2 separate regions of the Homo sapiens genome follow, and region 1 is linked to region 2. Evidence: read pairs that join two places in POLR2A ChIA-PET (ENCODE). Cell type or tissue: GM12878. All regions are shown on one strand. Each heading gives the region's core, and the rest is flanking DNA. Links, peaks and the distances in the headings are about the cores only. Region 1 has its middle 24 kb from the start of TASOR. Region 2 overlaps ARHGEF3 (Rho guanine nucleotide exchange factor 3).

Evidence for each region. ChIA-PET counts read pairs that join two places held together with the same protein. Peaks named below come from ENCODE experiments on the same cell type or tissue, not always from the same donor. Only the 100,000 strongest peaks of a DNase experiment are listed, where the experiment ranks them.
Region 1: POLR2A ChIA-PET joins it to region 2 with 6 read pairs; 18 of 35 experiments call an interaction of 5 or more read pairs at or near these places.

Annotation. Positions count from the first base shown.
Region 1 is chr3:56,699,901-56,715,628 of GRCh38, reverse strand. No RefSeq gene overlaps it. Among named protein-coding and RNA genes, the nearest start is that of TASOR, 24 kb to the right of the region's middle. In GM12878, for the core only: a CTCF peak has its summit at 4,062 (motif pointing left); no DNase peak of the experiment used is centred there.
Region 2 is chr3:56,782,879-56,798,606 of GRCh38, reverse strand. The region is part of intron 1 of ARHGEF3 (Rho guanine nucleotide exchange factor 3); the gene reads left to right. Among named protein-coding and RNA genes, the nearest start is that of ARHGEF3, 11 kb to the left of the region's middle. RefSeq lists an enhancer at 14,404-14,803. In GM12878, for the core only: no CTCF peak of the experiment used is centred there; no DNase peak of the experiment used is centred there; H3K4me3 peaks cover 651 bases; H3K27ac peaks cover 396 bases.

The DNA.
Region 1 (15,728 bases), core at 3,779-11,778, 83 kb after region 2:
TAATTCATAGATTTAACACAATACAATCCTAAATCTAAGTGGGCTGTGTTGTAAAGATTGGCAATCTGATTTTAAAATAGTAATGGAAATCTAAGAGAACTAGAATAACCAAAACAATTCTGAAAAAGAACAACAAAGTTGAAAGACTTACCCAAACAAAACTCACTATAATGCTACAATAGCCAAGACAGTGTAATTCTGGTATGAAGATGGACAGTTGGGGCTGGGCGTGGTGGCTCACACCTGAAATCCTAGCACTTTGGGAGGCCGAGGCAGGCAGGTCATCTGAGGTCAGGAGTTTGAGACCAGCCTGACCAACATGGAGAAACCCTGTCTGTACTAAAAATACAAAATTATCCGGGTGTGGTGGCACATGCCTGTAATCCCAGCTACTCGGGAGGCTGAGACAGGAGAATTGCTTGAACCCAGGAGGCGGAGGTTGTGGTGAGCTGAGATCGTGCCATTGCACTCCAGCCTGGGCAACAAGATCGAAACTCCATCTCAAAACAAACAAACAAAAAAGATGGACAGTGGCCAGGCGCAGTGGTTCATGCCTGTAATCCCAGCACTTTGGGAGGCCGAGGAGGATGGATCACCTGAGGTCAGGAGTTCAAGACCAGCCTGGCCAACATGGTGAAACCCTGTCTCTACTAAAAATACAAAAATTAGTCGGGCATGGTGATGTGTGCCTATAATCCCAGCGACTTGGGAGGCTGAGGCAGGAGGATCGCTTGAACCTGGGAGGCAGAGGTTTCAGTAAGCTGAAATCACGCCACTGCACTCCAGCCTGGGCAACAGAGGGAGACTCTGTCTCAAAAAAAAAAAAAAAAAGATGGACAGTCAATAGATACAAATAGGAGTCCAGAAATATAACCAACATATATGGTCAATTGATTTTCAACAGGGTTGCAAAGTGAATTCAGTGATAAAGGATAATCCTTTCAATACATATTGTTAGAACAATTGGATATTTCTATGCAACAAAACCCAATAATTTAGGCCTTTACATTACATCTTATACAAAAATAAATGGATCATAGACATAAATGTAAAACCAAAAACTATACAACCTCTAGAGGAAATCAGGAGACAATATTTGTGACCTTGGGTTAGGCAAAGATTTCTTAAATGGGACCCACAAATTATAATCCATAAAAGAAAATAATTGATAACTAAGACATCATTAAAATTAAGAATTTCTGTTCTTCAAGATATGGATTAAAACACTGAAAAGACAAGCCACAGAGTGGTAGAAAATATTTGCAAATCACATCTCTGACAGAGAACCTGAATCCAGAATAAAGAAATCTCAAAATTCAGCCAGGTGTGGTGACTCACACCTGTAATTCCAGCACTTTGGGAGGCTGAGGAAAGTGGATCATTTGAGATCAGGAGTTTGAGACCAGCCTGGCCAACGTGGTGAAACCTGGTCTCTACTAATACTACAAAAATTAGCAGAGCATGGTGGCAGGTGCCTATAATCCCAGCTATTCGCGAGGCTGAGGCAGGAGAATCACTTGAGCCCGGGAAGCAGAGGTTGCAGTGAGTGAAGATTGCACCACTGCACTCCAGGCTGGGTGACAGAGTGAGACTCTGTCTCAAAAAAAAAAAAAGAAAGAAAAAAAAAGAAAAAAATCTTTAAAATTCAACGATAAGAAAACAACCCAATTTTAAAATGGGCAGAAGATTTAGACACTGACCAAAGAAGATATATGGATGGCAAATAAGCATATGAAAAGATACTCAACATTACTAGTCATTAGGTTAATGCAAATTAATGCCATGAGATACCACTACTCACCTACTCAGCTATTATAAATCTAAAGTTAAAAAGACTAACCATGGCAAATAGCATAAGAAAAATTGTTCAACATCACTAATCATCAGGGAAATGCAAATAAAAACTACAATGATATTATCTCACACCCATCAGTGGCTACTGTAAAAAAACAGATAATAAGTTAGCAAAGATGTGGAAAAATTGTACTTCAGTGGGAATGTAAAATGGTGCCACTGCTATGGAAAGCAGTACGGCAGTTCCTCAAAAAACGAAAAACAGAATTACCATGTGATTCAGCAAGCCCAATGCTGGGTATACACCCAAAAGAATTGAAAGCAGGATCTTGAAAAGATATTTGCACACCAGTGTTTGTTTCAACATTATTCACAATGGCCAAGACATGGAAGCAACCCTAGTATCAATGGATTAATGGATAAACAAACTATAGTAAATACACAAAACAGAATATTAGTCAGCTTTAAAAAGGAAGAAAATTATGATACATGCTACAGCATGGTTGAGCCTTGAGGACATTATGCTAGGTGAGATAAGCCAGTCACAAAAAGACAAACACTGTATGATTCCACTTACATGATGTATCTAAAGTAATAAAATTCATAAAAACAAAATAGAATGGTGGTTGCCAGGGGCTGGGTGGAGGAGAACATAAGGAGTTTTTGTTTAATGGAGATAAGAGTTTTAGCTTTGCAAAATAAGAAAGTTCTGGAGCTTTATTGTACAATAATGTGAATATATTTAACACTACTGTACACTTGAAGCCAGTTAAGGTGGTAAATATTATGTGGGGTTTTTACTTATTTCTTTTGAGATGGAGTCTCACTCTGTCGCCCAGGCTGGAGTGCAGTGGTGCGATCTCGGCTCACTGCAACCTCTGCCTCCTGGGTTCAAGCTATTCTCCTGCCTCAGCCGCCTGAGTAGTTGGGACTACAGGCATGTGCCCCCACGCCTAGCTAATTTTTATGTGGGTTTTTTAAACTACAATTAAAAATGAATAAAAATAGGCTGAGCTCGGTGGCTCATGCCTGTAATCCCAGCACTTTGGGAGGCCGAGGAAGGTGAATTGCCTGACCTCAGGAGTTCACAACCAGCCTGGGCAACCTAGTGAAACCCGGTCTCTACTAAAATACAAAAAATTAGCTGGCGTGGCGGCGTGCACTTGTAGTCCCAGTTTCTCAGGAGGCTGAGGCAGGAGAATTGCTTGAACCTGAGAGGCGGAGGTTGCAGTGAACCAAGATCGTGCTGTTGCACTCCAGCCTGGGCGACAAAGCGAGACTCCGTCTCAAAAAATAAAATAAATAAAAATAAACCAGGACTGGGCATGGTGGCTCATGGCTACAATCCCAGTACTTTGGGAGGCTGAGGTGGAAGGATCACTTGAGGCTAGGAGTTCTAGACCAGCCTGGGCAAAGTTATGAGATCTCATCTCTACTTAAAATGATACATTAGCCACACATGGTAGTGCATGCCTATTAGTTTCAGCTATTCGGGAGGCTGAAGTGGGAGAATCACTTGAGGTTACGAGTTTGAGGCTGCGATGAGCTAGGATCATGCCACTGCACTCTAGCCTGGGCAACAGAGCGAGGCTGTGTCTCTAAAAAAAAATAAAAAATAAAAATAAACCAAACTTCTGGTCCAGATAAGATGATGTAGACTCATTCCTCCCTGTTCCTCTTCACTAAGTACAACTATAAACCCTAGAAATAACTCAAAAGGCGACCAAAGAAGAATTCTGAAGGCTAAGAATAGGAAGGCAAACTGGTTTGAGACCCTGGAACTAGAGAAACAACACAGTGGCAGGGTATCTTACTCTCCACCCAACAGAAGACACTGACCCAGGCCCAGCATTTCTTGAAGCAGCAATAGAAGACAGCCCTGGTAGGCTCATTTTCCCAGATCCAACAGGAGCCTTCCAATACCACCAGGTGAGGCCAGCACCACCAGAGATGGGGATTGGTTGGGAGTCCTGCTAACAAGTGCCATGGGAAATAGTCTCCTTCCCCACTGAGAGATACCAAGATAACCAGGTGGTACCTGCAAGAGGGACCCTGCCACAAGTGGCTCAGCCCAGGAAGCCTCTGTGTTCCCATTGGCCTGAGACTCCTCTCCCCCACCCAGAGATGGCAAGGTCCCACCACAGCAAGCACCGGGCCCAGGAAGCAGTCTTTGTCCCTCACAAGCAAAGGGGATCCTGCCAAGCACCCAGCCAGGGAGACATCTTCATCCTCAAGGCTCTGAGTCTCATCTCCCCAACTGAGAGACACCTGGTGGTCTAGCCTGGGGAACCTCTGTTCCCTCCAGCAGCACCAATAAGGACCAGTGGGAGCCTCAGCAGCATCAGATAAACCAAGCAGACCAAAATAACACTGAAAGCGCTCTGAAAAATGTCATTGGAACCACAGCCCATAAAATTAGCCCAGGACCTGCACACTAAACCTAAACAAGGTAACTGCCAGTTAAAAGATTTAAGTAATATGCTCCTAATGTAATAGAAAAATGTCTAGAATATAATAAAAAATCACCCATCATGCCAAAAACCAGGAAAATTACAACTTGAATGAGAAAAGATCATCAATTGATGCCAACAAAAAAATAAGTCAAATACTGGCATTATCTGACAGGATTCTAAACCAGCTATCATAAAAATGCTTCAAAAGTCATTACAAGTTCTCTTCAGGAAGTCTCAGCAAATAAATAGATCTTATATTAAAATGTACTGAATGGAAAATATAGAACTTAAAAATACAAGCGCAGAAAAATTTTAAAATACTTCTTTGAATGGGCTCTATAGTAAAGTGAAGATGACAGACAAAAGAATCAGGGAATTCGAAGACAGATAAATAGAATTTATCTGAACCATAAAACACACTTAAATATTAACAAATAATGATGGGTGAGGTGGCTCACGCTGTAATCCCAGAACTTTGGGAGGCCGAGGTGGATGCATTGCTTAAGCTCAGGAGTTCAAGATCAGCCTGGGCAACATGGCAAAACCCTGTCTCTACAAAAACATATAAAAAAAAAATTGCTGGGTGTGGTGGCACCTGCCTGTAGTTCCAGCTACTGGGGAGGCTGAGGTGGGAGGATCACTTGAGCCCAGGAGGCAGACGTTGCAGTGAGCCAAGATCATGCCACTACACTTCAGTCCTGGTGACAGAGTGAGACCCTGTCTCAAAAAAAAAAAAAAGATAAAATACAGTTAAATATATATATATATATATATATATATATATATGAGCAGAGTCCCCAGGGACCTGTAAGATTTTTTTTTTTTTAAATCCAGCATTGTTATACACAGACAAATGTGTGCAAGTTCAAATGTGGACATCTAAATAAGATTGTCAGATTTTATCAATGTCAGTATTCTGCTTGTGATGCTCTACTGTAGTTCTGAAAAATGGTTACCACTGGGGGGAAGAAGGTAAAGGGTTCACAGGATCTCTTTGTATTATTTATTACAACTTTGCAGTTATCTCAATTAAAATGTCAGTGAAAAGATGACCCAGGTACAATGTGGAAAAGGAATGGCAAATACTGGAACCATGCCTGGCTAATTTCTTGGTGTTTTTTTGTTTGTTTGTTTTTGTTTTTGTTTTTTTTGAGACAGAGTCTCACTCTGTCGCCTAGGCTGGAGTGCAATGGTGTGATCTCGGCTCACTGCAACCTCTGCCTCCCAGGTTCAAGTGATTCTCCTGCCTCAGCCTCCCAAGCAGCTGGGATTACAGGCACCCACCATCACGCCCAGCTAATTTTTGTATTTTTATAGAGACAGGGTTTCACCATGTTGGCCAGGCTGGTCTTGAACTCCTGACCTCAGGTGATCCCCCCACCTCGGCCTCCTAAAGTGCTGAGATTACAGGTGTGAGCCACCGAGCCCAGCCATTTGTTTGCTTTTTCAGACAGGGTCTCACTATATTGTCCAGGCTGGTCTCCAACTCCTTTCTCAGCCTCCCAAAAAGCTAGGATTACAGGTGTGAGCCACCACACCTGGCCTTGATTTTCTGTCTACCTTTTATATTAATTAGAGAAGTACTAAAATTTCCAACTGTAAGTTTGGATTTGTCTATTTCTCCTTTAAATTCTATCAGTTTTGGGATATGTATTTTGAAGATTTGTTATTGGATACCAACACATTCAGGACTGTTTTATCTTCTTGATGAAATTACCCCTTCATGGTTATGAAATGTTTCTCCCTTAGCTCTAGTAATACTCCTCATTATAAAGTCTCTTTATATTGGCATAACCACTCTAGCTTTCTTTTGACTTGTAGCATATATGGTATATATTTTGTCATCTTATATATTTTAATCTGTGTGTGTGTGTGTGTGTGTGTGTGTGTATACTTTTTTTTTTGAGACAGAGTCTCACTCTATCACCCCAGCTGGAGTGCAATGGCCCAATCTCAGCTCACTGCAACTTCCACCTCCTGGGTTCAAGCGATTCTCCTGCCTCAGCCTCCCAAATAACTGGGATTACAGGCACCTGCCACCATGCTCAGCTAATTTTTTGTATTTTTAGTAGAGATGGGGTTTTACCATGTTGGCCAGGCTGGTCTCGAACTCCCGACCTCAAGTGATCTGCCTGCCTTGGCCTCCCAAAGTGCTGGGATTACAGGCTTGAGCCACCACGCCCGGACTAATATATATTTAAATAGATTTATTGTGGACAGCATATATATGAGTCTTGCTTTTTTTTTTTTTTTTTTTTTTTTTTTGCGACAGAGTCTTGCTCTGTCGCCAGGCTGGAGTGTAGTGGCATGATCTTGGTTCACTGCAACCTCTGACTCCCTGGCTCAAGAGATTCTCCTGCCTCAGCCTCCGAGTTGCTGGGATTACAGGCACATGCCACCAGGCCCAGCTAATTTTTGTATTTTTAGTAGAGACAGGGTTTCACCGTGTTGGCCAGGATGGTCTCAGTCTCCTGACCTTGTGATCCACCCACCTTAGCCTCCCAAAGTGCTGGGATTACAGGCATGAGCCACCACGCCCAGCCTCTTGCTTTTTTTTTTTCTAATCTAGCCTGACAGTCTCTTTCAATTGGAAGCTTTATACCCTTTATGTTTAATGTAATTAATAATATAATTCATTTTAAGTCTGCCATCTTGTTAGTTGTTTTCTGTATGTTCCATTTGTTTTAGATTCCACTTTCTCTCTTTACCAACTTTTTTTGGATTAATTACTTTTTTTTTTTTTTTTTTGAGACAAAGTCTCGTTCTGTCACCCAGGCTGGAGTGCAGTGGCAAGGGAACCTCTGCCTCCCGGGTTCAAGCAATTCTCATGCCTCTGCCTCCCAAGTAGCTGGGATTACAGGCACGTGCCACCACGCCCGGCTATTTTTTATATTTTTAGTAGAGACAGGGTTTCGCCATGTTGCCCAGCTGGTCTCGAACTCCTGACCTCAAGTGATCTGCCCGCCTCGGCCTCCCAAAGTGCTGGGATTACAGGCGTGAGCCACAGCACCTGACCAGATTAAATATTTTCTAATACTGTATTTGTCTCCCCTTTAGTAGTTATTCTCTTTGGTCTTTTTTGGTTTTTTGTTTGTTTGTTTAGTGTTTGTTCTTTAAATTATCACCATCTACCTTCAAATAATATCATACCGGCCACGCGCGGTAGTTTATGCCTGTGATGCCAGCACTTTGGGAGGCCAAGGCGGGTGGATCATGAGGTCCAGAGTTTAAGAGCAACCTGGACAATATGGTGAAACCCCGTCTCTTCTAAAAATACAAACATTAGCCGGAAGTGGTGGCAGGCACCTGTAATCCCAGCTACTCCGGAGGCTGAGGCAGGGAACTGCTTGAACCCAGGAGGCAGGGAACTGCTTGAACCCAGGAGGCAGAGGTTGCAGTGAGCTGAGATCGCGCCACTGCACTCCAGCCTGGGCAACCGAGTGAGACTCCGTCTCAAAAATAATAATAATAATAATAATAGTATCATACCTTTCATGTATAACGTAGAATCTTACACCAATATACTTCCATTTCCTTCACCCCCTTCTCTGTGGTAGTGTTGTTACACATGTGTCTTCTCATGTTTTAAGCTCCAAATTTTATTATTATTTTAACATAATAGAGATAGATAGACATATTTATCTTTTAAAGAAATAAAACAATTAGAAAAAATTGTTATATCTGTGCCAATATTTACCTTTTCTTTTTTTTTTTTTTTTTTGAGATGGAGTTTCACTCTTGTTGCCCAAGCCGAAGTGCAATGGCGCCATCTCGGCTCACTGCAACCTCCACCTCACAGGTTCAAGTGATTCTCCTGCCTCAGCTTCCCGAGTAGCTGGGATTACTGGCATGTGCCACCACGCCCGGCTAATTTTGTATTTTTAGTAGAGACAGGGTTTCTCCATGTTGGTCAGGCTGGTCTCAAACTCCTGACCTCAGGTGATCCACCCACCTTGGCCTCCCAAAGTGCTGGGATTACAGGTATGAGCCACCGCCCCCGGCTATATTTACCTTTCTAGTACTCTTATTTCATTTGTATAGAAAAAAGTTTCCATTTGGTATTATTTTATTTCAGCCTGAAGAACTTTCTTTGAACATTTTTTATATTGGAGATATATACTAACAATAAACTTCTCGGCTTTTGTTTGAAAAATCTTTAATCTTGTTTTAATTTTTAAACAGTATTTTCACTGAAAATAGAATTTTAATCTACAATATTTTTTTCTCTGAGCACTTTAAAGATATTACTTCATTGTCTTCTGGTTTGCAGTTTCTACCAGAAGCCTGTGAATAATTCTTATCTTTGTTCTTCTGTATGTAATGTGTATTTGGGGTTGAGAGGAGCCTGCATTTAAGATTGTATCTTAATCATTGGTTTTTTAGTGATTTTAATTATGACATGCCTTGGTGAGGTTTGTATGTGTGAGAATGTTTATCCTACTTGGCATTCAATGAATGTCTTGGGTTTCTGTGTCTGTGATTTCCATAAAATTTGAAAACTATAAGCCAATATTTATTAAAATAGTTTTTTTGTAGTATCCTTCCTTATGAGACTCCAATTATGAATATGTTAGACCACTCCATATTTTTCCAGAAGTCAGTGAGGCTCTGTTCATTTGGTTAAAAAATATTTTTAACATTTGTGCTTCATTTTTAAAAACAGATTCTATTGCCAGGTTCTCAAGTTTACTATTTATGTTTTAGCAGTTTCTAATCTTAATACCTCCAGAGAAACTTCCATTTTCATTCTGATACTATATTTTAATCTTTGGATATTCCATGTGTTACTCTTTTGTAGTTTCATTTCTTTGCTTATGATGTTCATATTTTCACTTAACTGTGTTTACACTGTAATAATAGTTATTTTAATATTTCTATCTGCTAGTTCCAGCATCCGTATCATTTTTGTCTGTTTTCATTGATTGATTTTCTCTTGGTTATAAGCTAGCACTTTCTGGCTTCTTGGCATGTTTAGTAATATTTTATTGGATGCTGGACATTGTAAGCATCTGAATTTTGTTGCTGTTGTTGTTATTTTAAGGATATTAGGCCAGTTTACTTTTGTTGAGCACCTTGATAAAAAAGAAGAAGAATATTAGTCCAGCCGTGGTGGTTTATGCCTATAATCCCAGCACTTTGGGAGGCCAGGAGGATCACTTGAGCACAGGAGGTCGAGGCTGCAGTGGGCCATGATTGCACCACCATACTCCAGTGGTGCAATCATAGCTGGAAACAAAGGAAGAGAAGAGAAGAGAGGAAGAGAAGATCAGGCTTTGTTATGGCAGGCAGGTAAGCTAATTATAGATTATTTTGATACCTTCTTTTTTTTTTTTTTTTTTTTTTGAGGCAGAGTCTCACTCTGTCAGCCAGGCTGGAGTGCAGTGGCACGATCTTGGCTCACTGCAACTTCTGTCTCCCGGGCTCAAGCAATTCTCCTGCCTCAGCCTCCCGAATAACTGGGATTACTGGCATGTGCCACTACACCCAGCTAATTTTTGTATTTTTAGTAGAGACAGGGTTTCACCATGTTGGTCAGGCTGGTCTTGAACTCCTAACCTCAGGTAATCCGCCTGCCTCGGCCTCCCAAAGTGCTGGGATTACAGGCGTGAGCCACCACACCCAGCCCAGTTTGATACTTTTAAGGCCTATTTTAATTTTTGCTATGGCAGATATAGATTAGCCTTTACTCCAGGATTATTCCGTCTAAGCATGATCCCCCTGAATATTTGTCACATGGCTCAGTTAATTATTGAAGACTTTCCATTGGTTATTCAGGACCTTGGCTAATTGAAGTTCTCACTTCTCCCCACTCAGTTTGAACACTGAGTGTAATTCAGTTTACAATTCCAAGTCTTTATTTTCTCAGCCTCATGAAGGTTTTACTCCACACATGCATAGTCAAGGGGACTTCCTATGCGGTCTTCTGAAACTCTTTTTCTACAAAGCTTCCAATTCTCTAGAATTTTGCCTGGCAACTTTCAGTTACCTTCTGCTCCCCAAATCTCGGAGAGATTGCTCAGCTTCACTTGCATTCCCCTCCCCGCATCCACAACCTGGAAATTGCCTTCAGACAAAATTCCGGTGTGGTTTTAGGGTTTACCTTTTTGTTTCCTTTCTTTTAGGGATTACAATCCACACTGCCTATTGTCTGATTTCTGAATATAGTTGTTTAGAGTATTTTGGCCAGTTTTCTAGTTGTTTATGGGGGGATCAGTATAATTGGAAGCAGGAGTCTCAAAGTCATTTTTTAAATTTCTGTTTTAAAATGTAACAGCTCTGTGTACATACAATGGAATATTATTCGGCCTTAAAAAGAAATCCTGACATATGATAAAACATAGATGAACCTTGAGGATGTTATGCTAAGTGAAACAAGCCAATCACAAAAAGACAAATACTATATGATTCCATTTCTATGAGGTACTTAGAGTAGTCAAATTTATAAAGACAGGAAGTAGAGTGATGGTTAGCAAGTACTGCGGGGAGAGGGAAATGGCGAGCTGTTCTTTAATTGGTATAGAGTTTCAGTTTTGCAATATGAAAAGGGGATAGGAGATTATTTGTACAACAGTGTGAATATGCTTAACACTATTGGACTGTATGCTTTTTTCTCCCATATATATTCTGCTTATGTAGACTGTACACTTAAAATGGTTGAGGCCAGGTGCAGTGCCTCACGCCTGTAATTCCAGCACTTTGGGAGGCCAAGGTGGACATATCACCTGAGCTCAGGAGTTTGAGACCAGCCTGGCCAACATGGTGAACATGCCTCTGTAAAAAATACAAAAATTAGCCAGCCAGAGAATCACTTGAACCCGGGAGGCAGAGGTTGCAGTGAGCCTAGACTGCACCACTGCACTCCAGCCTAGGAGCCTGGGCGACAGAGTGAGACTCCATCTGAAAAAAAAAAAAAAAAAAAAAAAAAAAAGGTTGAGATGGTAAATTTTCTGTTATATGTATTTTACAATTTTTTTAAAAAACAGCTAACAGTGACTGGGCGCGGTGGCTCACAGCTGTAATCCCAGCACTTTGGGAGGCCGAGGTGGGCGGATCACGAGGTCAGGAGATCGAGAACATCCTGGCTAACACGATGAAACCCCATCTCTACTAAAAATACAAAAAATTAGCCAGGTGTGGTGGCGGGTGCCTGTAGTCCCAGCTACTCGGGAGGCTGAGGCAGGAGAATGGCATGAACCGAGAAGGCGGAGCTTGCAGTGAGCCGAGATCACACCACTGCACTCCAGCCTAGGCGACAGAGCGAGACTCCATCTCAAAAAAAAACAAAAACAAAAAAACAAAACAACAACAACAACAACAAAAACCACACCTAACAGTGTTCCAGTCATTTTACATTACGCTTAATCTGTGCAACAACCTCTTAAGATGTAGGTGCAATCATTATTATTTTGTTTTGAGACACTGTCTTGCCCTATTATACAGTGTGTGGTACAGTGACGTGATCATAGCTCACTCTAGCCTTGAACTCCTGGGCTCAAGCAATCCTCCTGCCTCAGCCTCCCGAGTAGCTAGAACTACAGGCATGCACCTCCATGCCCAGCTAGTTTTTAATTTTTTTGTAGAGGTGGGGTCTTGCTTTGTTGCCCAGGTTGGTCTTCAACTCCTGACCTCAAAGGATTCTCCCCCTTTGGCCTCCCAAAGCGCCAAGATTGCAGGTGTGAGCCACTGCAGGTGGCTGGCCTAGGTGCCATTTTTTTTCTCAACATGGAGTCTTGCTCTGTTGCCCAGGCTGGAGTACAGTGCGGCGATCTCTGCTCACTGCAACCTCCACCTCACTGGTTCCAGCAATTCTCCTGCCTCAGCCTCCCGAGTAGCTGGGACTACAGGTGCCTGCCACCCCGCCCAGCTAATTTTTTTTATTTTTTAGTAGAGATGGGGGTTCACCATATTGGCCAGGCTGGTCTCGAACTCCTGACCTCGTGATCCACCCACCTCAGCCTCCCAAAGTGCCAGGATTACAGGTGTGAGCCTCTGCGCCCTGCTGGTGCAATTATTATCTCAGTTTTACAGATGAGAAAACTCAGACCCATAGTTACAACATATATATGTTGTAACTGTTATTATAAATATATATACACATGCTTATATAAACAACTATAAAATATGTGAGTATGTGTGTGTGTATATATATTTTGTGTGTGTGTGTGCATATATATGCACACACACACACACACACACATATACATATATATGCGTGCTTTTATAGATGCAGCCTCACTATGTTGCCCAGGCAGGACTCTTAACTCCTGGGCTTAGGTGATCCTCCCACCTCAGCCTCCCCAGTGCCTGGGACTACAGGCATGGGCCACCATACCTGCAGTGACAACATATTTTTTAAAAGAATCCCATTGTACCTTAAATCATGACTCTTTGTAAAAGAGTTGGAAAACCACCAGGCAGATGACCCCAGTAAGACATTGTGGCTCGTCTTTATTCCCTCTTGGCATTGCCCCAGGTCCTATCCATCTAAGAGCCTTCCGCAGTCTTTGAACTCTGGGAAGAATTCTGTCCTGCCTAAATATAAGTATGGTAATACTGTAATTCCACAAATACTATGAGATTGTAGTTGTGGAACTACAGAACTCTTCTGGGGGAATATTTTAAAAATATTATTAGGTAATACAGAAAAGCTGCTAGGGTTTTGAAAACTGCTTAGTGAAGTTTTGCTGCCCTCTGCTGGAATTAAGCTGTATGCTCTTGAATGTCTGGTTTTCAACAGAAGGATTATAAAGCATTTAGTATGCATTGTTAGAATTTCATGGAGGTGTCTCAGGCGTTCTGCAAGCGTCTGGCACAATTTTTTTTTTTTTGAGATGGAATATCACTTTGTTGCCCAGTGTGGAGTGCAGTGGCAAGATCTCAGCTCACTACAACCTCCGCCTCCCGGGTTCAAGGGATTACAGGCACGCACATGATGCCTGGCTATATTTTTGTATTTTCAGTGGAGACAAGGTTTCACCATGTTGGCCAGGCTGGTCTTGAACTCCTGACCTCAGGTGATCCGCCCGCCTCAGCCTCCCAAGTCCTGGGATTACAGGTGTGAGCCACCATGCCCAGCCCAAATTTTATATTCTAAACATATTTAAACTATTTTCACAATAAAAATAATATTGTGTATTTAAATGTTACATATCTTAGTTTGACATACCAGATATTGCCAGAATCTAGTCTTGGAATGGAAAGGGAAAACCTTCCTAAACTAACCATCCACTCTTCTTATCTGTTCTTACATGTTTGTGTTCCGTCACTCCATTTCAAGCCCTACGGCCTTCCGCTAAACCATTTCAATAAGGAAAACACTTATAATGTTTTATAGATGATGTGATTTTTAGCTTGAAAATTGTTAACTATTGTAAGGTCCTCTACATCTGAATTATGAATTGGAAGTGTTTATATCCTTTATTTGGCTTATTTTAAAACACCTGTAATTCTAGCACTTTGGGAGGCCAAGCTGGGTGAATTGCTTGAGCTCAGGAGTTCAAGATCAGCCTGGGCCACAGAGTGAAACCCCATCTCTACAGAAAATACAAAAATTAGCTGGGTGCAGTGGTACTCACCTGCATAGTTCCAGCTACCTGGGAGGCTGAGGTGGGAGGGTTGCTTAAGCCCAGGGGCCAGAGGTTTCAGTGAGCCTAGATCTTGCCACTACACTCCAGCCTGAGAGACAGAGTCTCAAAAACAAAACAAAACAACAAAACAAAACAAAACACCAAAAACAATTAAAACACCTTGGCATGGTGGCTCATGCCTGTAATCCCAGCACTTGGGAGGCCAAGGCGGGCGGATCACGAGGTCAGGAGATTGAGGCCATTCTGGTCAACATGGTGAAACCCCATCTCTACTAAAAATACAAAAAAATTAGCTGGGCATGGTGGCGCGTGCCTGTAATCCCAGCTACTTGGGAGGTTGAGGCAGGAGAATCGCTTGAACCTGGCAAGCGGAGGTTCAGTGAGCCAAGATCGAGCCACTGCACTTCAGCCTGGCAACAGAGTGAGACTCCATCTCAAAACAACAACAACAACAACAACAAAAACACGTAACAAAACACCTGGCATCATCATTTTATGGTTTATTATTTGGTCCTTTCAGAAAGTTATAAATTACTGACATGTTAAAAAAAGAATGTGGTGGGGAGTGGGGGAAAAACAACAGCATCCTTTAGTAACTGTGATTACTAGTACTTTAGTAAAACCCATCTCTACTTCTTTCCTGCTTCTTTGAAATTCTCTCACACTGTAGTGCAACCTCAGTTTGTATCTAGGCTGACAATGACCAAGGATGGAGAAGTTCTAAGCCATCCTTACCTAGATTTTTGCAACAATGTCCTAAGTAGTTTTGTTGACTCCAATCCACCTAAAATCCACCTTCTATAACGAGAACCAGAATGCTCACACCTGTAATCAAGCACTTTGGGTTGCCAAGGTGGGAGGACTGCTTGAGCCCAGGGGTTCGAAACCAGCCTGATAACACAGGTAGACTCCCGTCTCTGCAAAAAATAAGAAAATTAGCTGGGTGTGGTGGCACACACCTGTGGTCCCAGCTACTCGGGGAGCTGAGGTAGGAGGATAGCTTGGGCCCTGGAAGTTTCGGCTGCAGTGATCTGTGATTGTGCCACTGCACTCCAGCCTGGGTGACCGAGTGAGACCCTAAGAAAGAAAGGAAGAAAGAAGGAAGGAAGGAAGGAAGGAGAAGGAATGAAGGAAGGAAGGAGAAGGAAGGAAGGAGAAAGAAAGGACAGGAAGAGAAAGAAAAAAGGAAAGAGAGAAAGAAATGAAAAGTTAAAAACAACAAAGAAACCCAGAATGATCTGTCTAAAATGCACGACTGATTGGGTCAGCTTCTACCTAAAATCCTTAACTTCTTATATTTTGCATCAGGATTAAATCCAAATCCCTTAATGTGGCATATGTTCTGTGATTCAGCTAGAGCCTTCAGACCAGCCCGCCTCTCCACTTGCCGCCTCATCCTGTATACCACAACAGCCAACTGTGCTTCCCTGCTGCAGAAACCTTTTTGTTTCTCACATTGGTATCTTTGTTCTTTTTTTCTCTCACCGTTTCTCTACCTGGAATTCCACTCATGCCATTGCCCTTCCTCTTCATCTCTGACATTCACTGACTCAGCTAGTCTCTACAAGATAGTCTTCTTCTCTTTTGCTAGTGTATTTACAAGCAGGAACTGTGTCTTATGTTTTATTCCCTGGGTCAGATATAGTTCTTAGCAAACACAAATTGTTCAAGAACTAATTGCTAAGTAATTGCATGTGTTTAGTAAGTGGGTGCCAGTGATGTCAATGTAGTAAGCTCCAGATTATCAGTGTCCCAGCATGAGGGTATGAGCATTCTCCTGTCTTTTGAATGTCTTAGGTTATTGTAGACAGACTGTAGTTAAAGGTACTTGAGGCTTTGAGACAGAATTGTATGCTATTTTGTCTTTTTTTTTTTTTTAATTGAGACGGAGTCT
Region 2 (15,728 bases), core at 3,846-11,845:
AAATCAATATTTCCCCGTAGTGAGGTTTGCTTTTTAAAAAGAAGGCTTAAAAAAAAAAAAAAAAAAAAACGAAGTAAAGAAAAGGAAGCAAGCTCAGGTAAGGTGCACACATTGGCTAAGGAAGCTAGAGCCTTGTGAGAAGCTTTTAAGAGTTTTAGGTCCAGTTCATTTTTAATCAAAATACAAAGAGGTGTTTCTGTTATTTTTGTAAGAATATATCTGACAACTTGGTGGACAACTTACTTTCAGTTTTAAAATTTACCATCTTAGATATTGGTCAGATTAGGCCTGATTTAGTTAATGGTATTTGTAGCCATTGCTTTTGACTCTCAGCAGTTTTAAAAATTTGTAGTGCCATAGACCATAGGCCTATCTCATGAATAGCTGAATACTGCCCTGGGTCTCCAAAGTATAGGTTCTTATTTTGACTTAGCCAGTAGCCTTGCATGACCCTGAGAATAATGACATGCACCTAGAAATGACAGAGCTCTGCTCCTTTTCTATGTCTACCATGTCTAGTGTCTCACTTGAGACCCCACACTTGTAATAAGGTTAACATAAAGCTTGTACTGTTCTCTCCACTTTATGAATAAGGACACTGAGGGGAAGCGATTTGCAGAAAGCTGCAAAGAAAATCAGCAGCTAAGCCAAGATCCAATGTCAAATTTCCTGATGGATTCCGTCCAGCATTTAATATCAGCATCCCTTGTAGCACCTAAGGGTGTTTACCTTTGTGGGATAAAAGGTGGGGTGGTAGTACAAAACTTAACAGACATGCAAAATACTTTAAAATATTATCTTTTAAGTATAACCTTGAGCACCTTACATAACTGAGAAGGTATCCTTTAAGGCCCACTTCTAAAGGGCAAGGTGAACCCTATGCTCCTGCCACGATTTATGCCTCTATCAGTCAACATGTGCATTTTAAAATTGTATGCACCTCGGGCTGTACTTCTTGAATGCCAGCTGAAAAGCCAGAGGGTTACTGGTTTCTAGTAATCTATACATTTCTTGGAATCTGTATCTTATTGTATTGAACAGATAGTATACCTGAACACACATGAAACTAGTCATAAGGAGTTATTGCAGTTAGAATCCTGTAATTTCTTCAGATGATTAAATAGACTCCAGGAATCATATGACCTCAGAGATCTTGCTGGATGGGAAGCCACACGGAGCTACCCAGAAAAAGGCCATCACTTGCTATAGGATCTGGTTATGGTCATTGAGCCATCATTCCGAGGCTGTTCAGTTGGAAAATTATTTTGGGAATCTTGGTCCTTAAGAATGCACATGAACTAGCAACAGAAGAGGAAAATATGTTGACTTTACATGTGTACATTTAATGCTGTTCAAGGGCATTGACTAGAATAAGACTGCCTGAGTCTCAATGCTGTCTCCACCACCTGCTAGTTGATGTGACCTTGGACAAGCTACTGTGCCTCTCCAAACCTGTTTCCTCAATGGTAAAATGGAGATGATGAGAGCTCTAACTCCTAGGACCATAGTGAGGGTCAAACGAGATGTTTCATATACAGCGCTAACCATAGTGCCTAGCATGTCGTAAGTGCTCAAAAAATGTCATTATTATTAAGACCTTTACATTTCAAAAAAAAAGATTCTTAAAATGGTTTTAAGAAACATGATGATCACCAGCCTAATTTCCTGAATGTTGTTTTACACACAGCAGTGCATTAGGGGCTTTACCGTAAGTCCTTTCATCATCACAGTAATCCTATGAGGTTGGTATTAATGCCCTGTTTTGTAGAAGAAGAAACAGGCTCAGAACAGGGTAGTGGCTTTCCCAGGATGGCTTTAATGCTGGGTCAAGGAGATGAGACTAAAATCCCAGTTGACCCTGAAGTCTGTACTTTTCCAACCACATCACATTGCCTCTAAGTGACTAAATCATTGGTCTTCTCACCTCATAACACGTGAAGGATGAACCCACCTGCCCAAAAAATTGCCTGATGCTCAAAGGCCCATTTTTTTCCTGAGTGTCTGGGTAGGAAACCCCACCATTAGTCAATACTTCTGGCAGCCCACTTCATAGAACGGCTGCAACCCACGGGAGTGGGATTTGCAAGCCCCCATTTGGGAGGGTTTTAGTAATTTTCATTTTGTGTTTCTCAAGACCAAGGAGCTGGTCTTTGGCAGAATTCTGCATGCTTAGCTGTGTGGAGGTGCCACCGTCAGTTCTGTTAGTCATTTTGCTTATCTATATTAACCACAAGCCTTCTGTGTAAACCAATCACTGGAAGGCCCAAATACCATCTGGATATTTGCAAATTGTGTCATTTTCTCGAGACACCCTGTGATTGCCCGTAAAAATCCTGGACAGATGCCACCGTTTTCATAACTACTGAAAGAAAATAAATTACTGATCACAACCTAATTTTGCAAAGCCCTGTGTAAATGTAATTGTTATTGATGATGTGTGTATCTGGAAGGGCTACTTTGTCATGTATGTGTGCAGTTGCCTTCCATAATTTGTCAGCCTTGATAATGGGTAGAGGTCACACAAAATGAGGAAATTGCCGTGACTGCGTTGCCATTTATTCTTATGTTGGCTCATGGACTGTCAGGAGTGAAAGCCAGTGGTTTCTATTGCCTTCCTTTTTTTTTTTTTAATTAGTTGACACCAATAACTAGTTTAGAAGAGGCTGTGTCATGCCCAGTGTGGTGGCTCACGCCTGTAGTCCTAGCACTTGGAGGCTGAGGTGGTCGGATCACGAGGTCAGGGGTTCAAGACCAGCCTGACCAACGGTGAAACCCCATCTCTACTAAAAATTCAAAAATTAGCCAGGCGTGGTGGCACACACCTGTAATCCAAGCTACTCAGGAGGGTGAGGCAGGAGAATCACTTGAACCTGGGAGGCAGAGATTGCAGTGAGCCGAGCGCCACTCCAGTCTGAGCAACAGAGCAAGAGTCCATCTTCAAAAAAAAAAAAGAGAGAGAGACTGTGTCACAAGTTAATCAGGAAAGGTTTCCAAACCTTCTACTGGCTGGGAAAGGAGTGGCTCTTTTTAAGTCTAGAAACACTTGTGCCCGGACTTTCTGTTTGGACCATTGTGTCCTTTTGAGAGAAGGTAGCCCTGATTGTTAGTAAATTTCAGTTAATTGAAGCTGAATGAGAAACCTTAACGGTAAGTTCACTAGACTTTTTTCTTCTTTCTGGCTCTTAAGATGAGGAGGAAAGGAGTAGCAAAACAGGCTCTTTTTTTCTGAGGATTTATGAAGCAAACAAATCCAGCCTCCAGGAAATGACCCAGGGTCATTGCATCAGAGAACTTCAGAGTGGGAAAGGCCTGTTGAGAACATGTAGCCCAATTCTTATCTGCTGCCAGATCCATTCAATCTCTGCTTAACACCTCCAGGGACAACATTTCAGGTTGTATACAGTTGGCCCTCTGTATCCACTCGTTCCACATCCACGGATTCAACCAACCATTGGTCAAAAATATTTGGATCCCAGGACTTTGGGAAGCAGAGGCAGCAGGATTGCTTGAGCCCAAGAGTTTGAGACCATTCTGGGCAACACAGCGAGACCCCATCTCTAAAAAAAAAAAAAATCAAAGAATTCACCAAGCGTGGTAACACACACCTGTAGTCCCAGTTACTTGGGAGGCTGAGGTGGGAGAATTGCTGGAGCCAGGGAGTTTGAGGCTGCAATGAGCTGAGATTGTGCCACTGCAACCCTAGCCTGGGTGAAATAGGGAGACCCTGTCTCAGAAAAAAAAAGAAAATATCAGGGAATAAAACAATAAAAAATAACAATACAACAATTTAAATAATACAAATAAAAAACAATACAGGATAACAACGATTATCACTTACATTGTATTGGATATTCTAAGTAATCTACAAATGATTTAAAGTGTAAGAGGATGTGTGTAGGATATAGGCAAACAGTATGCCATTTTATATCATGGACTTGAGCATCCTTAGATTTTGGTATCTGAGAGGGTTCTGGAACCAATCACCCTTGGATACTGAAGGATGACTGTACTCCGTCTGTGTTCAGTATAGATGATGAGAAAATCCTTTCTTAGTTGTAACATTGCTTCCTGCAGCAATGTTCAGTAATACTTTCTTTTTTTTTTTTTTTTTTTTTTTTGAGATAGAGTCTCGCTCTTATTGCCCAGGCTACAGTGCAGTGGTGCGATCTCAGCTTATTGCAACCTCTGCCTCCCGGGTTCAAGCTGTTCTCCTGTCTGAGCCTCCCGAGTAGCTGGGATTACAGGCACACGCCACCACGCCCTGCTAATTTTTGTATTTTTAGTAGAAACAGGGTTTCACCATGTTGGCCAGGCTGGTCTCGAACTCCTGACCTGAGATAATCCACCCCCCTCGGCCTCCCAAAGTGATAGGATTACAGGCGTGAGCCACCATGCCTGGCCCAGTAATACTTTCTTATGTGTTATCCCTGTAAGTATTTGAAAACCACTCTCTCTCTGCACCTCTCCCACTCCACACTCATGTGCATTCTCTCCTCTCCCTCTCTCCCCTCAGATGTTTTCCTTCTCCTGGCCTGGTATTCCTGGTTCCCTTAACTTTTCCAAATGTGACATACTGTCCTATCTCTTTCCTGTCCTTGCTTATTTCTTCTGGACATCTTTAGTGTGCCTGAAAAACTTGAGTATTAATAAGTGCAAGGATACTGTATGATACTATGTCAACAAACAGGATTTCTTTTAGGCTTAATATGCTTCTTTAGACAAGAGAAGTACACTAATATATTGAAAAAGATTTTTGAAATAAAAATGACAGACTAAAGATTAACATCTTTGTCATATAAATAATTTATACAGATATTTAAAAAATACCCTAAGATATTCATTGACAAATAAGCCAAAGATACTAGAAGGTAGTTCATACACAAGGAACAGTAAAGATTTAAAATGTTCACTCTAGTAGGAATTATAGAAATGAAAAAGGCAATAATAAGGTGCTATTTTATACCTAACTGATGTTGCAACTATTTTTAAGACATAATAAAACCAAGCTGGGCATGGTGACTCACACCTGTAATCCCAGCACTTTGGGAAGCCGAGGCGGGCGGATCACCTGAGCTTAGGAGTTCAAGACCAGCCTGGCCAACATGGTAAAACCCAGTCTCTACTAAAAATACAAAAATTGCTGGGCACGGTGGCTCACGCCTGTAATCCCAGCACTTTGGGCAGCCGAGGCGAGCGGATCATGAGGTCAGGAGATCGAGACCATCCTGGCTAACGCGGTGAAACCCCGTTTCTACTAAAAATACAAAAAATTAGCCGGGCGCGGTGGCGGGCACCTGTAGCCCCAGCTACTCGGGAGGCTGAGGCAGGAGAATGGCGTGAACCCGGGAGGCGGAGCTTGCAGTGAGCCGAGATTGCGCCACTGCACTCCAGCCTGGGCGACAGAGCAAGACTCCATCTCAAAAAAAAAAAAAAAAATTATCTGGGCCTGGTGGCGGGAGCCTGTAATCCCAGCTACTTGGGAGACTGAGGCAGGAGAATTGCTTGAACTCGGGAGGCGGAGGTAGCAGTGAGCTGAGATCGCACTACTGCACTGCCGCCTGGGCAACAGAGTGCAACTCTGTCTCAAAAAAATAAAAATAAAAAAAAAAAAAAACCCAATGCCGTGAATGTTGCAGGAAAATAATACACTTATTGGTGGGGCACAGTGTCTCATGCCTGTAATCATAGCACTTTGGGAGGCTGAGGCAGGCAGATTGCTTGAGCCCAGGAGTTTGGGACCAGCCTGCGCAACATAGCAAGACCTTGTCTCTATTTAAAAAAAAAAAATAAGAAAAAGAAAATAACACACTTTCTGTGCATACTAAAAGACAAAAATTGTTCAGATCTTTGGGCGTAGTATTCTAGCTCTAGTGGAGAAAAGGCTGTGTTTCCAAAGTTGTTCATAATGACATTATTTGCAATAATAGCCATGCTTTGTATTCGTGCATTTTACAGTTTTAGGCACTTTCATATTCTTTGACTTACTTGAGTATATAATTGTCCTCATTTTAAAGACGAGATACCAAGGGTCAGAGAGGTCCAATGATTTGCCCAAGATCACACAGCTGGGAATGGCCTAGCTGGAGCTTGAAGTCTGATGGTTTGGTTCCAGTCTAGCATCCTTTCCTATTTAACTGGCCAGAAAAGCCAACAACCTCTCTGTCCTACAATAGAGCAATAGCTCCATGACCATGGCCTCTGGCACAGGGGTCAGTGACATCATTTGCAGCCATTACTCACTAGCAAACAGAAATACCCTAGTGTTCCTGGAACAAATAAAGAGGAAAAAAAGTTGAGCATGATTATATACTCATTATAACCAATTTAAACCTATATGTGTGCATATGGGATGTAGAGAAGAGGGGACAGGCATGTTGCAATCAAGACACCTTCCTCCTTTTTCATTGTGCTCAATAAATCTAGAGCAATGCCACCCTTTGTTCAGATAGTAGTCAGTTATTTTCTTTTCTTTTCTTTTCTTTTCTTTTCTTTTTTTTTTTTTTGAGACAGAGTCTCACTCTTGTCCAGTCTGGAGTGCAGCAGCAAGATCTTGGCTCACTGCAACCTCTGCCTCCTGGGTTCAAGCGATTCTCCTGCCTCAGCCTCCCAAGTAGCTGGGATTACAGGCGTGAGCCACCGCACCCAGCCAGCAGTCACTTATTTTCACATGCATTATCTCCTTTGAGCCTTGCATTAGCTGAGGGAGCTGGACAAGGCAAGGACTGTCCTTTTTTTTTTTTAATTTTGCTATTTTGTTTGTTTTTAGGTTTTCTTTTTTTAGTTTTTCATTTTTTCTTCATTTTTCTTTTTTTCTGAAGCTGTCCTTTTTGTTTGTCAACTGAGGAAAAAGAGATTCAGAGAAATTAGGAGGCAGGGCCCAAATGTTGGTCCCTCCTTGCCCAGCCTTGACCTCTTGGCGTGCCACAATGTTGGCTTAAGCCAGTCATGGTTCTGGGTAGGTGATAAGCAGCACTGTCTCTCTGGGGGTGTTCTAAGTGAACCCCGTTAAAGTTAGCCAGAACACTGTGCAGAGTAATCTCCAACTGCAAGGCCCTACTTTAAATTTGATGTGAGATCACTGTTAAAACGAAAAGCCCACAAGGAATGGATAGATAAAAACTTCTGTATACATAGGTGATGTATTTCGTTTGTTGGTTTGTGTTAGAAATAGGGTCTTGTTCTGTTGCCTAGGCTGGAGTGCAGTGGCACAATCATGGCTCACTGCAGCCTTAACCTCTCAGGTTCAAGCGATCCTCCCACCCACCTCAGCCTCCAGAGTAGCTACAGCTGTAGTCCTAGGACTACAGCTAGGACTACAGGCGTGTGCCACCATGCCTGGCTAATTTTCTTTCAATTGTTTTATTTTTCTAGAGTCAGGGTCTCATTATGTTGCCCAGACTGGTCTCGAACTCCGGGGTTCAAGTAATCCTCCCACCTCGGCCTCCCAAGGTGCTGGGATTACAGGCATAAGCCACCACTTCTGGCCACGACATATCTTAAAATGATGTCTTTCTGAACTCTGCAGACCTAATGTTTGCAGCAGAGGTGATAAATAGTAAGAAGAAATACAGCATTTCCTGAGGGCACTCTTTCTGTAGATACCATTAGCATTAGAAGTTGGCAACCTGATTGAATTAAATAAAGCTGACAGCCTATGTCAGAACCTTGAAAAAAAAATGTGAAAAGGAAAAAAGAAAGGTGAATGTTTTGGACTTGCCATGGGCTGTCAGATTTGGAAATGTGGAGTCTTCCTAGAGGAAGACGCTACAGAAAGAAAAAGGGAACAAGCTAGTGGCAGAAAGAGATGGAGTTGGGCCAGATGGCCGAGGGGGGCAAAATGGTAAGTCTTCCCTGTGGGTGCTTTCTGAACCCAAGGCCAGGGCAAGCTCCCATTTCAAGTGTGCTATCTTATGTTGGCATACTAACATTTCATAATCGCAAGTCACGCAGGCATTTCAAGAACGACCCCAGGCAAATACAGAGAAGATAACTAAAGGTCACTGGGGAAGACTATTTTTAATTTTTGACTTCACACAGGTTGGGGAGGGGTGGAAGTGGCTCATCAATATCATGTTAGGTTTTGGCAGTCTTGGTTCATTTTCTCAGCCATCCTGGTGATTGTGTTGGGGATGTCTGGGTGTGATCTTGCAGAAGGAGTCAGAAACCACTGTAAAGAAGGAAATAAGCTGTTAGAAGAGGGAAAACTGATGGTTTCTTGTGTGTAAGCCACAGATGCATGATGAACTGTCACCTCCACCTCCTTCCTCCTCAGATGTTTGGTGGTGACTTATCTGAGAGCTTTGAAGGAGAGAGCATCAGAAAAGACATGTTGCATTCTCTTATTAGTCTCTGAATGCTTTATGCCCAGGTTCCAAAGGCCTAGAAGAGTGAGCTTGATTCTGGCACCAACATCGAGGAACAGGAGCTTGCTTCGGAAGTCTCTTAAATGCAGCATTTATTTCTAAGCTGGTTCTTATAAGAGCTTCCCAAGTAGCTGGGGACAGGGCAAAGGTAGGCTTAGCTTCTTGGAATTTCAGAGTCTGTTTCTGGAATGAGAGGACTGGATTAGTTCATTGTTTCCCAGAAGGTGGGTTTCATACCACTTGGGCAGCTCAAATCTTATAAAGACAAATCACAAAATAATTTAATCACTTTCCCTTTTAAATTATCTGATCCTTCTGATTATTTCAAGTTTCCACTTGGAATTAGTGTGTCTTTAACACCTCCCCATCACTTGATAATTTCCCTGTGTAACTAAGTGTAGGCCTCAGGGTTCATTTTTTAAAGTTAGTTTCTGTTTATGGCAGGTGATAGTGATTTTCCATTTAAGGCAGTGATAGAGTTTATTTTTACAATAAGTTTTTAAGTAAAAAATGACTAATTAAGGAAATAGTACATAATAGCTCAGGTGATATGTACATATGGCAAAAAATTATCATGGCAATACAGAGAGTTTGGAAACAGTGAACAAGGCATGTTCTGAGGGGCTTTCTAGGATTAGAATTCTACAATAAGTTCCCAAGTTTGACACAGTCACTTGCAAACTAAACTTGAAATTTGGACATTTAGCATAGGACCCAAATTTCAGATACTAAGTAGATAAAAATTGGCTTTAATGTGTTATAGGAAATGAATCTGTGCTACGTTAGCCAACTTAAAAAATAAAAGTAGATTTCTGTTCTCAGAACATAAATCTTTTTCTTTTCAAAGCGTCAAAGAACATGCCAAAGTGCCAGCTAAAATGATTCAAACCATCCTGTTCCTTTTTTCCTTCACTCTGGTGGGAAGGATTGGGTGAGATTACACTTTAATTGGAGTCAGCCCTAGAATGTACTGGTTAAGAATTTGGATTTGGAAGTCAGCCTGAACTGAGTTTGAATCCGCACTTGGCCACCTGTGAGCTGAGAGATCTTGGACTTGTGTCTCATCCTCTAAGCCCTAGTTTCCTCATCTGAAAATTGGGAATTTGCAAGGGAATTGTGAAGATGAAATAGGCATATAAAGGGCTTCCACCAAACAAGTACTTAATAGGTCATTAGCAGCAGCAGCAGCAGCAGCAGCAGCAGCAGCAGCAGCAGCAGCAGCATCTATCTTGAACGTAGATCAGTTGAGTAGAAGCTATAGGTGGTTATACTTAGCAAGGCATCTGCTAGGAGGTAGCTCCTTCCTTTGTAGGAAATAAAGAGATCAGAGTTAGCATTGGGCATTATTATTTTTAAAACAAAAGATGTTCCAAGCATACTGGCAAGCTTCACATTCATTTCTGCCAGGTAGAATAACAAAAAAATCTAGTGTGGCTTTCTGGTTGTTCCCAGAATGACTTTCAGACAGGGGTTGGTGTGTGAGCTCTGGGTAGAGAGGCACCCTGGCCAGAGGAGTAGGGAGCAAGTTGTCCTGAGGCCGGCTCCCACCTGACATGCATCATCTGAGAATCCTAGCCAAGTGCCAACCACGGACACAGACCCAAGGCAAGCAGATGAGGGTGGATTAGGTTGCTTTGAGCTCTTCATGCCCTATTCATTTGCAGGGTGCTTTAACTATAAATAGATCCTTTGTTGGAAATGTAGGGAAACTCCATAGTGTGATGGATATGAGCTGGTAAAGAGCTAGACAACTAAAAAATGACCCCTAATGCTCTTTAATTGTCCATAAATATTTATTGAGACCTGGCTCTGTGTATCATGTTCCCCCTGGTTTAGAAAAGCCATGCTTTCTGTCCTCAAGGAACTTCTACTTCAGTTTGACCAAGTCATTAACAACACGACAATACGGGTAGTGACTGTCAACCACGAGGAGGGGGAGAAGCAGGCAATTTCATTGGGGAGCTTGGCAGACTATGGAGGGGGAATACTGAGAAGTGGTCATCCAATAGGCTCCCTGATGCTGGATGCCCGCCACCCCCCAGTCCTCAAGTGTGCCCTTAGCAGAGGGCAGCATCTTCTGGGGGCACATAAGCGGGACACCTTTGAACCTGGGCTCACTAAGATTCTGAGGGAGGAGTCAAGAGGAGCTGCTGATTCCAGAGTGATAGGGCTTGAATGCCAAATGAACATTCTGTCCTCCTCCACACCCTGCGTCAGTGTCTACTTCCTTTCTGCCTCTACAGCCTATTCGTTTCAGGGTTCCTCCCTGGTTTAGGAAACTAACAATGCTGTGGTTAATTAAGAACCCAGGCCTTGCTGAGTTAATAGCCTTGGGCTCAATTTGGACTGTGTGACTTCAGGCGAGGCCCTTAACGCCTCTGAGTCTCAGTTGCCTACACTGTGAAATGGGTATATTAATAGCACTAACTTAAGAGAAGTCAAGGAAATAATGCACAGAAAGCACTTTGGCACAGCCTAGCACAAAGTCCTCCTGTATATTGCTATTATATTATTATTATTATTATCAGAGGAAGTTGTATATCCTGGGAAGCCAGTGTCGGGGTGGCGGGGAAAGTTTTCAAGGCAGGTAGATTTGAATTCAGATTTCACCACTGCCAGTTAATTACTGGGTATGACTTGGAGGAAGTCATCTCACTTCTCTGAACACCTGCTTCCTCCTCTATGAAACAGGATAACGGGGTTGCTGTATGGCATAGATGAGAGCGTTTGTGACTCCATGGCTCTCAGTGCCTCCTTTCCTTTCCTAGGCTTCCCTCATTGTTTATATAGTGCTTCAGAGTCACAAGAGTCACACCTGCGTCAGGTGTAGTAGGATGACTGCTCTGTTTCTAGAAAATTGCTAGAGTCTATGAGTAGGCAAGTGCCTTGGCAGGGTATAATTTATTTAATCGCAATTGATCGAAGCTTTGCAGGGTCAAGTGGCCCTCTGCACAGTCCTGCTTTGCAAACTCAGGGGCGCCCCTCGCTTGACTCTCAAATGTTGGGGCAGAGGGAAGGAGGGCCTGGCATGTAAAAGAAGAACCTTCCACTTCATCCTTGTGCCCTTCCCAACCTGGCAGTGCTTGGGAAACCTTTACCAAGGAAATTATTTTGCCAATTTAGACTCCCAGCAGTCTTCAAAGGAATCCTCCCCTCTGTAGATGGCCCATATTGGAAAACACTTGAGAACCTTGCTGCTCTCTGCTGCAGGCATCCTTTGCCTCAGGAATAAATACCATTTTTATTTTACCACCAGAATGTCCTTGTCTTTTCTGGAAACTTTTATTGACATCCCTTACCACTGACTCTACAATGGCTAGCCAACTTTTTTTTTTTTTTTAACAAAACCCAACAACCAAATCACAGGTTTGTATTTATTCTTTCATTTTAAGTCAGTTGCCACTGTCTACCCATTTTCCCCATTATCTCTTTGGAATTGAAACTAGCTGAGAGTGATGCTGGGAGCAGAGCTGAGTCTCTGAGCTCCTTGCCTTCTTTGTTGTGTGCTGCATCATTTTTTTATATTCACAGGCTTCTGCATTTTAATAAACTGTAGATAATGATACATCTGGTTGCATATTAATTGCTGAGAGTTCAAAATAACACGTAATCACTATGTTTCAAGGTTGCAGATGTACAGCACTGAGAGCCAGTGTTTGTTATGAACCTTTGGAAAAATCCGTTGTTACTGGGTATTTTTAAATTCTTGTCATTAAAAATGCACTACAGGATGGAAAGTGTCTCAACAAATGAAATCAGTTTTGTGTTGTGCACACATGCACATACACCCCTCCCAAAGAATAACATTTTGAAGCTATTCATCTGCTCATTTGGGGGGTGTGGGGGCAACAGAAATGCCAGATGAATCCATTATAGATTACTTACCTCACAGTTTCCTGAACAGCATGCTTTGTATCTTATTTATCTGCATACCCTTGCTCAGTGAGTGGTAAGATGTCAGCTGAAAGCCAAAAACAGGAAAGTTTAAGATTTTTAAAAATTTATTTCCAATTTAATCAATCCCATGTGGTTGTTTGACTAGTAGCTTTTTCCATTCTGAATAATCAGATTTCAATGTATTCTGTTTTCGGCTGGGAGCAGAGTGCTCTAAAACACCCGGGTGCTGTGTCCCCTGGTTCTAAGTGTGGACATGTGCTCCTGAGGACACACATGGACCAAACATTTGAAGGGATAATTTGTGCTAGAAGGGACAGCTGGGAGTTAACCAGGGAGCATCTTGAACATATTTTGTGTTTCTTTCTGGAGGTCACATCTCTGCAAGGCCTGTCTGCTCAAAACCGTTGTTCTTGTCAAAAACGGAAACCAACTAGACATCAAGAGAAGGGGATCCATTTTCTTCTGCAGACCCAGTGCCCTTGGTCAGACGTCCCTGTAGTTTTTACCCAGCAACCAGTTAGGATCCCTGGTCCCTGTCTAGTTTTCAGTCGGATGACAGACCTGACTGTCAGCTTTGCTTGCCTGAGATGTGTTTGATCATCCCAGATTCAGCTGGAACAGTCTGTCCTTCCTTTGGGACACTGAGATTAAGATCTGAGCACCCTTTTTCATCTCCCTACTTCTTTTTCCTCTTCTGGGAAGCAAGATAATGCTGAGCTTCAAAGAACGACAGATGGATGAGAAAGAGAGAGGACTTTTCTGTGGTTCTGTGTGGTCCTTTCTTGGTTACACATTATTTTTGTGAAGTTTCACCTTGCACATCCGACATGGGTTGAATGACCAGAGTTCCTCTCATTGCCTAATTCCAGACAGTATTGGGATCTGGCAAGACTGGAGACCAGCTCTTCTAGCCCATAATTCAGCAGTGTTGGTGGCAGTGGGCGGGTGGGAGGATAATGCAAACCTCAAGACCCATCTATAAGGACCCAAGATTAGGACTTGGGTCCTTATCTTGAGATTTTACTGCTTTCCTTTCTTCCAATATAGCCTTGAATCCTGCCAGACCACCGCTAGTTTTGCCGTATCCAGCCAGAGCTTGACTAAACAGATGATAAAACCACAGGAAGAAAAGGAAGGCAGGAATATGGCATCAAAATACATGGTCTCGTAGCAGCCTCAGTGGCCAGAGCAGTTATTGGTATGATTCTGGCAGGTGACGTGGAACTCTAGCTTTGTCCCTGGAAGGATCAAGGCAAAATCCAGTGCTGCAGGGAATAGAAGAGGGCAGGGGCGCAGGCTGGCAGAGAGACCATGCCTCTCCCAGGACAACAGAAATAAGGACAATACTCTGATATTTACTGAGGACTAACAGGCGGGTGTCTGCCAAGCATATTATACACCTAGTCTCCTGTGATCCTCCCAACAACTCTGTGAGAAGGTAGGAGAGTCATCTTCACTTCACAGTAGAGGAAACTAGCTTATAGAGGTTATATTTTGGGCCCAAGGTCGTAGGGTATTGCACTCTGACCAGACAGGTTGGCTCATATTTTATCCTTAGATCCTTTGCAAAGAATCAATGCACTCTTTGGGCCAGAGTGATAAGAACTTTGTCACTTGCTGCAGAGGCATTCAGATTATTCCTAAGCTCTGAGAGAGCCCAGAAAATGTCCTTAAAGAAGCAGGAATGGAACTCCAGTGGCATCCTTTTCCTCCTTCTCCAACCCCACCCAAGGGGAAGCGAGGGAATCCCTTTTACAGTGATAAACAAATGCAGAACATATATTCCACCCAAAGGTTTCCAAGAAGTCAGTAGGAAATGACTGACTCCGGAACCCCAAAGTCACAGAGACTGTCCTCTGGACCCCGTGGCTGTGACCAGGAGATCTTTTCTACCTCTGGGTGCCTCGTTGTGTGACCAGGAGACCTTTTCTACCTCTGGGTGCCTTGTTGGCATCATCCAACCAGGGATGTCCAGCCCCATTTTCCAGACCGGCGGATGGGTGTGGCATTATAGGCACGTTATTTCTGTGGCATTCTTGCCAAAAATGCATAACCTGATGTGAGAAAACATCCTCCGGGCCCATGGCTGGCCTTCCCATAAGGGCCACAGAGACTTGATGCTGCTGGCAACTCTCCTAATTTTTAAGGAGGTTGAACTCTTTAAAGTTCTCCAGCTCTGAGCATCTGGCCCTTTCTGCCTCAGAAGGCAGATGTGGAGCCAGGGACCGCAGAGAGAGCTAAATATTTGGCTTCCTCTTTCTCTGAAGGTCTGTAGCATCATGTCTGGGCATGACCAAGATGAGTTTCAGGCAGTGGGGGCTGGTGTTTGCTAAAAGGAACTTAACAGGGGTGTGGGTGTGCAGTTCTCCCTCTGCCCAAGGTTAAGTAATAGTAACATCCTGTGTAAAGAGAATTGAATGTGGTTTTCTGCTAAACTTCAATGTTTTAGGGCTGTTTATTAGATGTGTTTAATCTTGGGCCAATTTAACCAGTAGCAGACTAATAAAATAACAGATTTGGGCTTGCTGCCAGGACAAATGTTGACTTACCCTTATAATGTTGACTAAAACGAGTAACTTTGAAAGTTATTGCAGAGTGAAACCTTAGCCAGAAATACAGCGTCTGAAACAGTGGTTTTGTTTTATTTTACTGGCTCTGCTTAGAGATTATGTTTGTAACCTAGGCTGCTGCCTGCTTCACCTCTCAGAGTCCTGTATTTTACTGAATTATTTCCCAAGGCTCTTTTTTTCAGCCCATAAACCTTCACTCAGCAAAAATGAATTTCCCCATGGCAGGCAAGTAGGAGAGGTTACTTTTCCAATGTGGGGGCAAAAACTCAGTGGTACCAAGAAGAATGAAGGTAATGACTTGCTTGAGTCTTCTCTCAGAAACAAAATGGTATGCCATGAACATTCACCCTCTCCAAATTTGTAGTAAAATTAATTGCTTCTCCCGGGTGTACCGGAAGAAATCCATCTCGCTTGCCGCCTACCCCCACCTTTCCTTCATTTTGCCATGCAGTTTATTACAAACACTAGAGAGCTATAGTATTTTGCTACCATGTGTTTTGGACTTGAAGGAAACAGGGGAGGCCAGGAGGAAATGAAGCTAGGAGGACTACAGAAATTGTCATAAAGTGTGATTTCTTTCTACCCCTGTTTTTTTAATTTGTGTTTTATAGGAAGCTGGTTTGGGCAGGGCCTCTGAGCATGGTTTCAGAGGCTCCTGCCAGCATTGTGTGAGCTCAGCCAACTGCCAACTGTCCTCCTTATACCTCTCCCTTATTCAAGGCTCCCCCGAAAGCAACCACCTCACAGGGAGACTTTGGCCAAGAAGCCATAGGTGCTGAATCTGCTTTTGGTGCTGACTGGCTCAGGCAGACAGAGCTTGATATACAGAGAATAAACGTCATCCCTCTAACATTAATATGTTCAGTTTTATGTACCTGAGAGTTGATGGTTTAATTTG